2 separate regions of the Homo sapiens genome follow, and region 1 is linked to region 2. The links are chromatin contacts, found by Hi-C or POLR2A ChIA-PET in ENCODE. All regions are on one chromosome and are shown on one strand. The core of a region is the stretch at or near the end of the contact, and the rest is flanking DNA. Distances in the headings are between cores, read along the strand shown.

What was found. A loop is a pair of places that touch in the nucleus more often than their neighbours do. ChIA-PET counts read pairs that join two places held with the same protein, here RNA polymerase II (POLR2A). Pooled maps may share reads with other maps.
Region 1: a pooled map shows a loop between it and region 2 (2.5-fold over the local background). The contact joins two enhancer-like sites. A Hi-C loop is called at or near these places in 2 of 50 pooled maps. POLR2A ChIA-PET finds 5 or more read pairs at or near these places in 3 of 52 experiments (H1 and WTC11).

What each region holds. Positions count from the first base shown.
Region 1 is chr19:48,486,465-48,491,333 of GRCh38, reverse strand. It overlaps LMTK3 (lemur tyrosine kinase 3), which reads left to right. Exons shown (of 15, transcript NM_001388485.1): 14 at 89-226. Among named protein-coding and RNA genes, the nearest start is that of CYTH2, 20 kb to the right of the region's middle. RefSeq lists silencers at 1-39, 100-279 and an enhancer at 795-1,366. Within about 2 kb of position 3,198, at least 15 of the 41 ENCODE cell types and tissues checked have a DNase peak (open chromatin) inside an H3K27ac peak, as active enhancers do.
Region 2 is chr19:48,289,207-48,294,280 of GRCh38, reverse strand. No RefSeq gene overlaps it. Among named protein-coding and RNA genes, the nearest start is that of ZNF114-AS1, 20 kb to the right of the region's middle. RefSeq lists enhancers at 2,259-2,907, 3,025-3,074, 3,095-3,144. Within about 2 kb of position 2,905, at least 3 of the 41 ENCODE cell types and tissues checked have a DNase peak (open chromatin) inside an H3K27ac peak, as active enhancers do.

The DNA of each region.
Region 1 (4,869 bases), core at 1,949-4,448, 200 kb before region 2:
GGAGGGGCTTGGTCGGGAGGGGCGGGACCAGAGGGCGGGAGTGCCGCAGGTGTCTGCAGCCTGACCGCGGTCTTTCCTTCTGCCGCAGGAGGCAGTTTCGAGTGGGCGGAGGATTTCCCCCTCCTCCCCCCTCCAGGCCCCCCGCTGTGCTTCTCCCGCTTCTCCGTCTCGCCTGCGCTGGAGACCCCGGGGCCACCCGCCCGGGCCCCCGACGCCCGGCCCGCAGGTACCATATCCTCGGCCCTGCCCCCTCCTCTGCCCATCTCTGTCCCCCTATGTTCCACTGCCAACTTCTTGTGACCATCTTTCAATGTCCCTGCCTCTCTCTTCCCAGTCTCTTCTCTCTCCCCTCTCAGTCAACAGACACCCCACCCAGCTCTGGAACCAGCTCAGACCAGGCGACGTCCATCAGACGGTCGTAGGCAGGCAGGCCGGCCGTCCCCAACCCCCGAGCCTCAGTTTTACCTTCTGTGGGGATTACCCCCACCCCCGACTCTTGCCCATCTTTGTCCCATCTCTGGGCTCAGACTCCGGCCTGGCACTTGCCGGATCCTGATCCCACCTCCGTTTGGGGAACACGGTGCTCAGGGGCAGACAAGGAGAGAGAAACCCAGAGTGCTCAAAGCCGGTTGGTGTGAACCAGAGCAGGGAGGACACAGCTGGGGGTTAGAGAGCAGTCACAGCGGCACCGCTGCTCTCGCGTGGACCCTGCAGTGCCTCACCACAGTTTAACCCATTTAATGTTCATTGCGATCCCATGGGGTGGATTCTAGCCTCGTCCTCATTTTTTTTTTTTTTTTTTTTTTTTTGAGACGGAGTCTCGCTCTGTCGCCCAGGCTGGAGGGAGTGGTGGAATCTACGCTCAGTGCAACCTCTGCCTCCTGGGTTCAAACGATTCTCGTGTCTCAGCCGCCCAAGTAGCTGGGTTCACAGGAGTGCACCACCACGCCCAGCTACTTTTTTTGTATTTTTACTACAGACAGGGTTTCACCATGTTGGCCAGGCTGGTCTCCAACTCCTGACCTGGAATGATCCACCCACCTCGGCCTCCCAAAGTGCTGGGATTACAGGCGTGAGCCACCGGGCCTGGCCAGTCTGGTCCCAATTTTACAAAAGAGAACACTGAGGCACGGAGAGAAGTGAGGAGCTGGGATTCAAACCCACAGTTGCGCGGCCTCTGAGTCTGTGCCCTCTCCAGTAGTGAACATTGGTCAGGTTTCTTTCCTGGCGTTTCACATGCGCCATATCGCTAATCCTCGTGGCCACCTTGGGAGAGGGGTCATGCCGCCCCTAGTTTCCAACTTTTAGCGATGCTAAGGCCACTCTGGGAGAGCAGGGCACACGGGCAGGTCCCAGCGCAGGACTGGAACGGGACTGGGCTCTCTGCTGCCCTCTGCTGCCGAGCCAGGGAACACCCCCAGGACCCAGGGCTTGTGCCCAGCTCGGCAGGACAGGTGGTGCTCCCCGGTATCAGAGCTAAGGTAGAAGACGCCACTGGAGGGTTTCACTCCTACTTCCCCAATCTTGCCTGAGTCCAGATATTGTCCCTGCCATTTCTTAGCTGTGTGACCTGGGGCAAGTCGCTTTCCCTCTCTGTGCTTCAGTTCCCTCATCTGTAGAGTGGGAATGATAACAGGATCTAACTCATGAGATTGCTGAGGGAATTAAATGGCTTAATCCTCCCGAGTATGCAGCACAGCGCCTGTGCAGCAGCAGTCTCTAACCATTAGCTATTATTATTATTTAGTTAGTTAGTATTTTTGAGACGGAGTTTTGCTCGTCGCCCAAGCCGAAGTGCAATGGTGTGATCTCGGCTCATTGCAACCTCCACCTCCCGGGTTCAAGCGATTCTCCTGCCTCAGCCTCCTGAGTAGCTGGAATTACAGGCACCCACCACCACACCTGGCTAACTTTTGTATTTTTAGTAGAGACGGGGTTTCACCATGTTGGACAGGCTGGTCTTGAACTCCAGACCTCAGGCGATCTGCCCGCCTTGGCCTCCCAGCTGGGATTACAGGCATGAGCCACCATGCCCGGCCCCATTAGCTATTATTATTATTATTAGCTATTACTGCACTTAATTAAGTCAATGTTTTCTGATCATCTTCTGCGTGCAGGCGCCATGCTGGGCACAGGGGATTCAATGTGGAGCAAGACGGGTGAGCCTGCCTGGCCCTCCCCGCAGACACTGACCACACACTGCTATGACAAATGAAGAACTGCAAACTCAGGCTTGCAGAGAAAGCAGATGACAAGAGGAAAGGGCTTTGTTTTCCCCTTAGAAGTGTCATTTAAGGCCAGGCACAGTGGCTTACGCCTGTAAGCCCAGCACTTTGGGAGGCCAAGGCAGGCAGATCACCTGAGGTCAGGAGTTCAAGACCAGCCTGACCAACATGGAGAAACCCTGTCTCTACTAAAAGTACAAAATTAGTTGGGTATGGTGGCGCATGCCTGTAATCCCAGCTACTTGGGAGGGTGAGGCAGGAGAATCGCTTAAACCTGGGAGGTGGAGGTTGCGGTGAGCCGAGATCAAGCCATTGCACTCCAGCCTGGGCAACAAGAGCAAAACTCCATCTCAAAAAAAAAAAAAAAAAAGTGTAATTTAACTGGGAACTGGAAGGGTTGGTTGTCATTAACTAGGTGAAGGGGAAGGGGATGGCGTGCTGGCAGAGGGGACAGCTTGCACACAGGGCCTGAGGCAGGAGAGAGCTTGGCCCGCTCAAGGAACAGAAGGACACTGGTGTGGCTTCAGGGTTACTTAGAGTGCATGGAGGGCTGAGGAGAGATGGCAGGGGGTGCACTGAGGAGCTGGGACTTTGTCCTGGGGGTGCCAGGGAGCCACGGACGACTATAAGCAAGGGAGGGAAGTCAATGTTGGGTGTAGGAAGACTGCTCTGGGGTCTCTTGGGGGCAGAAGGGCAAGAGTGGGAGCTGGGAGGCTGGGGAAAGGCTGAGGAGAGGATAGTGAGCCAGGGCTGTGGGAATGGAGAGGTTGGACAGGGCAGAGAGTCAAGGGCAGGTGGGACAGGTCTGGGGGCTGACTCTTCCTTCACTTGGCTGCATCCTCAGGCTTCACTCTGAATGTCACTTTCTCCCTTAGGCCATCATCGCAGGGCCTCTGTGAGGACAGGGTGGGGGTGCATTCCAGGGTATGGGGACACTGCCAAGTGGTGAGTCAGGGCTGAGCTGGCAGGGCTGGCAAGCGAGAATGGCTTCACCTTTAATCACCAGGAGAGGAGACGGAGGGTGCAATTGTGCCAAACCCCAAATCCTTTCGCTCAGTTGACAAATATTCCTGCGGCAGCGTGGGCTGCGAGCTGCTGAGCCTGTCTGGCTCCCAAGACCATGGTGTGGGGGCCTGAGGCGGGTCCTCTCCTCTGCCCTGCTCAATGTGGCTCTGTCCACTTAGCAAACATTTACTGGGTACCAAGAGATGCCACATACCCCAAAGTCTCCATGAAGCATGAAGGTCATGCTTCCCATTAAAAGAGCGAAACTCAAGCTCAGGGACTGGGAGTGAGGGCAGTGACTTGACCCAGGCCTCCCAGGTACAAAGTACAGGGTGGAGCATGAGGGAGCCTGATATGAGGCCCCCAACGAGAACCTGCACCTCCTGGACCTTAGCTTTCTGGTCTGTACAATGGATGGGGCTTTCATTCTGCTCGCCCAGGGAAGTCAGAGCTAGAGTCATAGGAAAGTTTGGTCGGAGTTCCTGGGGAGAGCTCTTTCCACAGGGAAAAGGTGTGCTTTGTGCCAGACGGGATGCTGGGGACACAGCAGTGACCGCAGCTCCTGTCATCATTGAGCTTACATTTTATAGGAACAAGCAGACAGGAAGCTTTTCCACAAGGACAGGGTAGGCCAGGCATGGTGGCTCACACCTGTAATTCCAGCACTTTGTGAGACCAAGGCGGGCAGATCATTTGAGGTCAGGAGTTCGAGACCAGCCGGCCAACATGGTGAAACCCCGTCTGTATGAAAAATACAAAAATTAGCCAGGTGGGCTGGGCGCGTGGCTCACACTTGTAATCCCAGTACTTTGGGAGGCCGAGGCAGGTGGATCACAAGGTCAGGAGTTCGAGACCAGCTTGGCCAATATGGTGAAACCCCATCTCTCCTAAAAATACAAAAATTAGCTGGGTGTGGTGGCACACCTCTGTAATCTCAGCTACTTGGGAGGCTGAGGCAGGAGAATTGCTTGAACCTGGGAGGTGGAGGTTGCATTGAGCCAAGATCGTGCCACTGTACTCCAGCCTGGGCGACAGAATAAGACTCTGTCTTAAAAAAAAAAAAAAAAAAAAATAGCCGGGTGTGGTGGCAGGCACCTGCAATCCCAGCTACTCAGGAAGCTGAAGCAGGAGAATTGCTTGAATCCAGGAGGCGAAGGTTTCAGCAAGTCAAGATTGCGCCACTGCATGCCAGCCTGGGCAACAGAGTGAGACTCCATCTCAAAACAAACAAGCAAAACCCCCCCAAAAAACAAACAAGGACAGGTTCGGCCGGGCTCAGTGGCTCACGCCTGTAATCCTAGCACTTTGGGAGGCTGAGGTGGGTGGATCACGAGGTTGGGAGATTGAGACCATCCTGGCTAACACAGTAAAAACCCGTCTCTACTAAAACTACAAAAAATTAGCCGGGCGTAGTCGTGGGCACCTGTAGTCCCAGCTACTCGGGAAGCTGAGGCAGGAGAATGGCGTGAACCCAGGAGGCAGAGTTTGCAGTGAGCTGAGATCATGCCACTGCACTCCAGTCTGGGCAACAGAGCAAGACTCCATCTCAAAACAAAGCAGCAACAACAACAACAAAACCAAGGACAGGGTCATCCCAGAGTGACAAATGCAAACCAGTCAGAGGGAAATGAGTGAGAAA
Region 2 (5,074 bases), core at 1,656-4,155:
GTGCTCCTACCTCGACCTCCCAAAGTGCTGGGAATACAGGCGTGAGCCACTGAGTCTGGCCTGTGTTCAGCAATATTTGAGCCATTTTTCCTTACAGAAAGAGAAATACTTATTTTTGTGTTTTAAATAAAACTGGTGTAGGAAAGTTAAAAAAAAAAAAAAAGAACTCTATTTCTCCCCTTACAGCTGCACAGGAGGGGACATCCACATATCTTTTCTCATTAATTTGATAAATATTTATTGAGCATGTACTATGTGCCATATATTGTACTAGGTTCTGGGGATGGAAGAGTAAAGGAGAAATTTGAAAATGGCATTTCAGGAGGGAGGTGGAAAGGCAGCTCCTCTGAGGCGTGGCTCCTGGCAGTGGAACTGCTATTCTTCCTCCCTGGGGGCCCAGGAAGTCTCATCTTGGTGTGGAGCTGAGTCGTGACCACCAGCCCTATCTCCCATTTCGGAGCGATTTCCTCCTCTTTCCTTCCAAAGATAGCAGAGTAAGCACAGCAGACCGAGCCTTCTGATTTGCTGCCCCTGCAAAGCGGCCTCATAGACCACCACAGTGCGATGGACTCAGGCTAACCACAGCTCTCTGTCACCTCAAGGGTCCTAGTCCTACAATGAGCAGGTTCACTTCCTCTACCTTCCCCTGGACTGGGGCTGGGCTCGCCACTTTTAGATGGTCAACCCTGCAGCACCCAGCGCAGAATACATCGAAGGCCACTTTAGAGACACCTGAGAATTCAACCTAGATTTTTGATTTTTTATTTTTTTGAGACAGGGTCTTGCTCTGTTGCCCAGGCTGGAGTGCAGTGGTGCAATCTTGGCTCACTCCAGCCTCCACCTCCCAGGTTCAAGTGATTCTCATGCCTCAGCCTCCTGAGCAGCTGGGACTACAGATGTGTGCCACCACGCCCGGCTAATTTTTGTATTTTTTGTAGAGATGGAGGTTTCACCATGTTGGCCAGGCTGGTCTCGAACTCCTGGCCTCCAGTGATCCTCCCGCCTTGGCCTCCCAAAGTGAAAAAGACATTTTAAAGTTTGACCTCTGGAATGCCTTATGCTACAGCCTAAGAGAACAGCAGGTGAGTGCAGCTCAATCTTATCAGCCAAAGTGGAGGAAGGATGAATTAAATTGTACTCAATAGCAGTGAAATTACGGGTATTTAATCATTTTCCTCCTCCAGGAGTGAGGCAGAAACAGGCACTGCCACATCCAGGCTGTGTGGTCTTGGGCCAGTGTCTTCAGCATCCTGAGCTGTTACTCATCCTGACATCAGAGCTGGCAGCGAATCCTGGAGGCAGCTTTGTGTGGTGGGGAAGGCTCACTGGGAGGTAGCGTGGGTGTAACCGGTTCCTCATCATAATCTCTGTCAAGTGAAAAAACATGGGGATAATCTAGAACAGTGGAAAACCCTATCCCAGACCCTTAGAGAGTCAGGAAACCATTTTAAGGTGACCTGACCAGCATTTAAAAATAGGAATAGGCCGGGCCTGGTGGCTCATGCCTGTAATCACAGCACCTTGGGGGGCTGAGGCAGGCGGATCACCTGAGGACAGGAGTTCGAGACCAGCCTGGCCAACATGGTGAAACCCCGTCTTTACTAAAAATGCAAAAATTAGCTGGGCATGATGGCGGGAGCCTGTAATCCCAGCTACTCAGGAGGCTGAGGGAGGCTGAGGCAGGAGGATTGCTTGAACCTGGGGGACAGAGGTTGCAGTGAGCCGAGATCATGCCTGGGTGATAGAGTGACACTCTGTCTCAAAAAAAAAAAAGGAATAGAGTGGAATATAAAGCATCGTGTAATACAGGGCCGTGTAATACAGGGTGGTATTTTTAAAACTAAAATTTTCTTTTTTTTGAGACGGAGTCTCGCCCTGTCACCCAGGCTGGAGTGCAGTGGCGCGATCTCGGCTCACTGTAACCTCTGCCTCCCGGGTTAAAGTAGTTCTTTGCCTCAGCCTCCCTAGTAGCTGGGATTACAGGTGCCCGCCACCATACCTAGCAAATTTTTTTTTTTTTTTTTTTTTAAGTAGAGATGGGGTTTCACCATCTTGGCCAGACTGGTCTGGGACTCCTGACCTGGTGATCCACCCACCTCGGCCTCCCAAAGTGCTGGGATTACAGGCATGAGCCACTGCAGCCGGCCTAAATTTTGTTTTTAATTGTACATATTTATAGGATGCGGCGTGATGTTTTGATACATATATAAATTGTGCAGTGATCAAATCAAGGTTATTAGCAAATCCATCATCCCAGATGCTTGCCATTTCTTTGCGGTGAAACATGCAAAATGTTCTAGCTATTTTGAAGTATACAATCCATTGTTGTTGGCTATAGAGGGTGGTATTCTTTTGTAAAAGTATGCTGATGCGGCCAGGCACGGTGGCTCATGCCTGCAATCCCAGCACTTTGGGAGGCCGAGGCGGGCAGATCACTTGAGGCCAGGAATTCGAGACCAGCCTGGCTAACATTGTAAAACCCCATCTCTACTAAAAATAAAAAATTAGCCAGGCGCGGTGACGGGCGCCTGTAATCTCAGCTACTCAGGAGGCTGAGGCAGGAGAATCGCTTGAACCCTGGAAGTGGAGTTTGCAGTGAGCCGAGATCGTGCCACTGCATTCCAACCTGGGCAACAGAGCAAGACCTTGTCTCAAAAAAAAAAAAAAAAAAATGCTGACGCAAAATGATTTCTTACTGTGCGTCAGAATTTTGGAAGCCACTGGTAGACAGTCCTTAGTTTCACACAATGATTTTCAGACAACTGCCCATTCGCCAATTCCAACCACCTCGGCCCACTGCCCAAATCCAACGTTTCTGGTCTCCGGGCGGCGCTGCCTTAGCAGGATCCGCCGCCAGGTGGCGCGCTCCCCCCGCCCGGAGTGGGTTTTGTTCCATCCCGGACTTAGATCTTCCAAGACGGCGATTTCCTTCTGGTCGGGTCTCTTCCCGAGGATCCGCTTTACTCGTACTAGAAACTCTGACCTCGAATGCAGTTCCAGAAGCAGAACCCTGTAGGGGGTTTCAGGCGGCCAAGAAGGGAAGTGGTTCTCCTAAGACCGTCCCGGCTTCAGTCCACGGCGCTCACTAAATGCCTCCCACGCCAGACGAGGTCCCCCGTCCCCGGAGCTCGCGTCCCAGAGGTGAGGACACACACGAACCCTCCTGCCCGAATTCGCGACCCCGTCAGTGCAGGGAGGCTCTGGCCTGGGGCTGAAGAGCCGAGTCTCTGGTGCCTGACAGCACGGGGTCGAGCCCCTCCCGGCCACCTGCTGGCTGTGTGATCTTGGGCATCGTGCTTGGCCTCGCTGTGCCTCAGTTCCCCCCACTGTAAAATGGTAGTGATAACAGCAGCCACTTCATAGCGTTGCAGGCGTTGCATGAGTTAATAGGTGCAAAGCGCTCAGAAGGGGGCCTGGCGTATGTTTGCCAAAACGATTGTTGAAAATTCTCAGTTTACATCTGTGAGAATTGAGGACCAGTTGGGGGTAGAGGGTGGGGAATCCCCAAAGTCGGCTAAGTTCAGCCTCAGCGACTGGAGGCGGGAGGGGTGTTCCCTCAGCTACAGATGTTTCCCCCCTCCCGCCCCGGCCCCCTCCACCCCCGGTTGAATCCAGGGATTCTGATTTCAGCCATGGTCCTTTTCCTCCGCACAGCGCTCCCTGGGGGTGGGAGTGGACCCAGGCCCCTTGGCAAGGTCTGGGACTGTCCTGGCATAGCAGCCTCCCCTCCTCCTCTTCATTCCTTCCAGGATGGGGAGGGCCATGAGTCACCCAGATTCTAGGATAAAGCAGCAGATTGCTGGGAAACGCAGGCAGCAGGGGTCCGGGAGAAAGGGCCAAGCTTGAGCCCCCTCAGCCACAGTGGGGGTCCCTGACCTGCAGGTCTTCCCCAAACACTGAAAGCTGAACTTAACAGTGCTGGGGCCATGCAGAATGCGCGCCTAGGAGGACCTCTGCTCTTACCAGTGGCGTTTCTCTTTTCTTTTCCTTTTTTTTTGGAGACGAAATCTCGCTCCGTCGCCCAGACGGGAGTGCAGTGGCGCAGTCTCAGCTCACTGCAACCGCTGCCTCCCTTGTTCAAGTGATTCTCCTGCCTCAGCCTCCCAAGTAGCTGGGATTACAGATGTCTGCACCATGCCTGGCTAAGTTTTGTATTTTTAGTAGAGATGGGGTTTCGCCATGTTGGCCAGGCTGGTCCCGAACTCCTGACCTCAAGTGATCCACCCACCCCGGCCTCCCAAAGTGCTGGGATTACAGGCATGAGCCACCGCGCCCGGCCTATTTTTTTTTTTTTTGAGACAGAGTCTCACTCTGTCTGTTGCCCAGGCTGGAGTGCAGTGGCACGATCTCGGCTCACTGCAACCTCCGCCTCTTGGGCTCAAATAATTCTCCTGCCTCAGCCTCCTGAGTAGCTGGGACTACAGGTGCATGCCACCATGCCTGACTAATTTTTGTATTTTTAGTAGAGACGGGGTTTCACCACATTGGCCAGGCTGGTCTTGAACCCTGACCTCAAGTGATCCACCTGCCTCGGCCTCCCAAAGTGCTGGGATTACAGGCGTGAGCCACCACGCCCGGCCAAGAATGACTTTCATAAAATGCTCATTGGGAGGGCTTTGCAAAATTGGTGTTAGCAGCATGTTTATAATCTCTAAAGTGAGATACAGATCCAGGGTCTCTGGAATGAATATAACTAAGAAAGAATGAATGCCACCTGCACCCTACCTGCTTAGCTTTTCTTTTCCTGAAAGAAGCAAGGCACAAAGAAATATTCTATGCCATGCCATCATACGCAGCATAAACATCATCGAAACTAGAAAACAGGGTATTTGGGGATTTCTGCATAGCTGCAAACATAAAGATGAGCGAGGGGGGCGAATGATACAAAATGAACCATGGCGGTTTCCTCTTGGGGCTGGAGATGTCGTCTGTGAGGCACAGACGTGAATTGCCTGGTGTTTAATGATGAGCTGTTTACGGGCTTGGATGGTGGGTATAAGGGTGATCACTTTATTAACTTTGAAATGTCGTGGTGGCAGGTGCCTGTAATCTCAGCTACTCAGGAGGCTGAGGC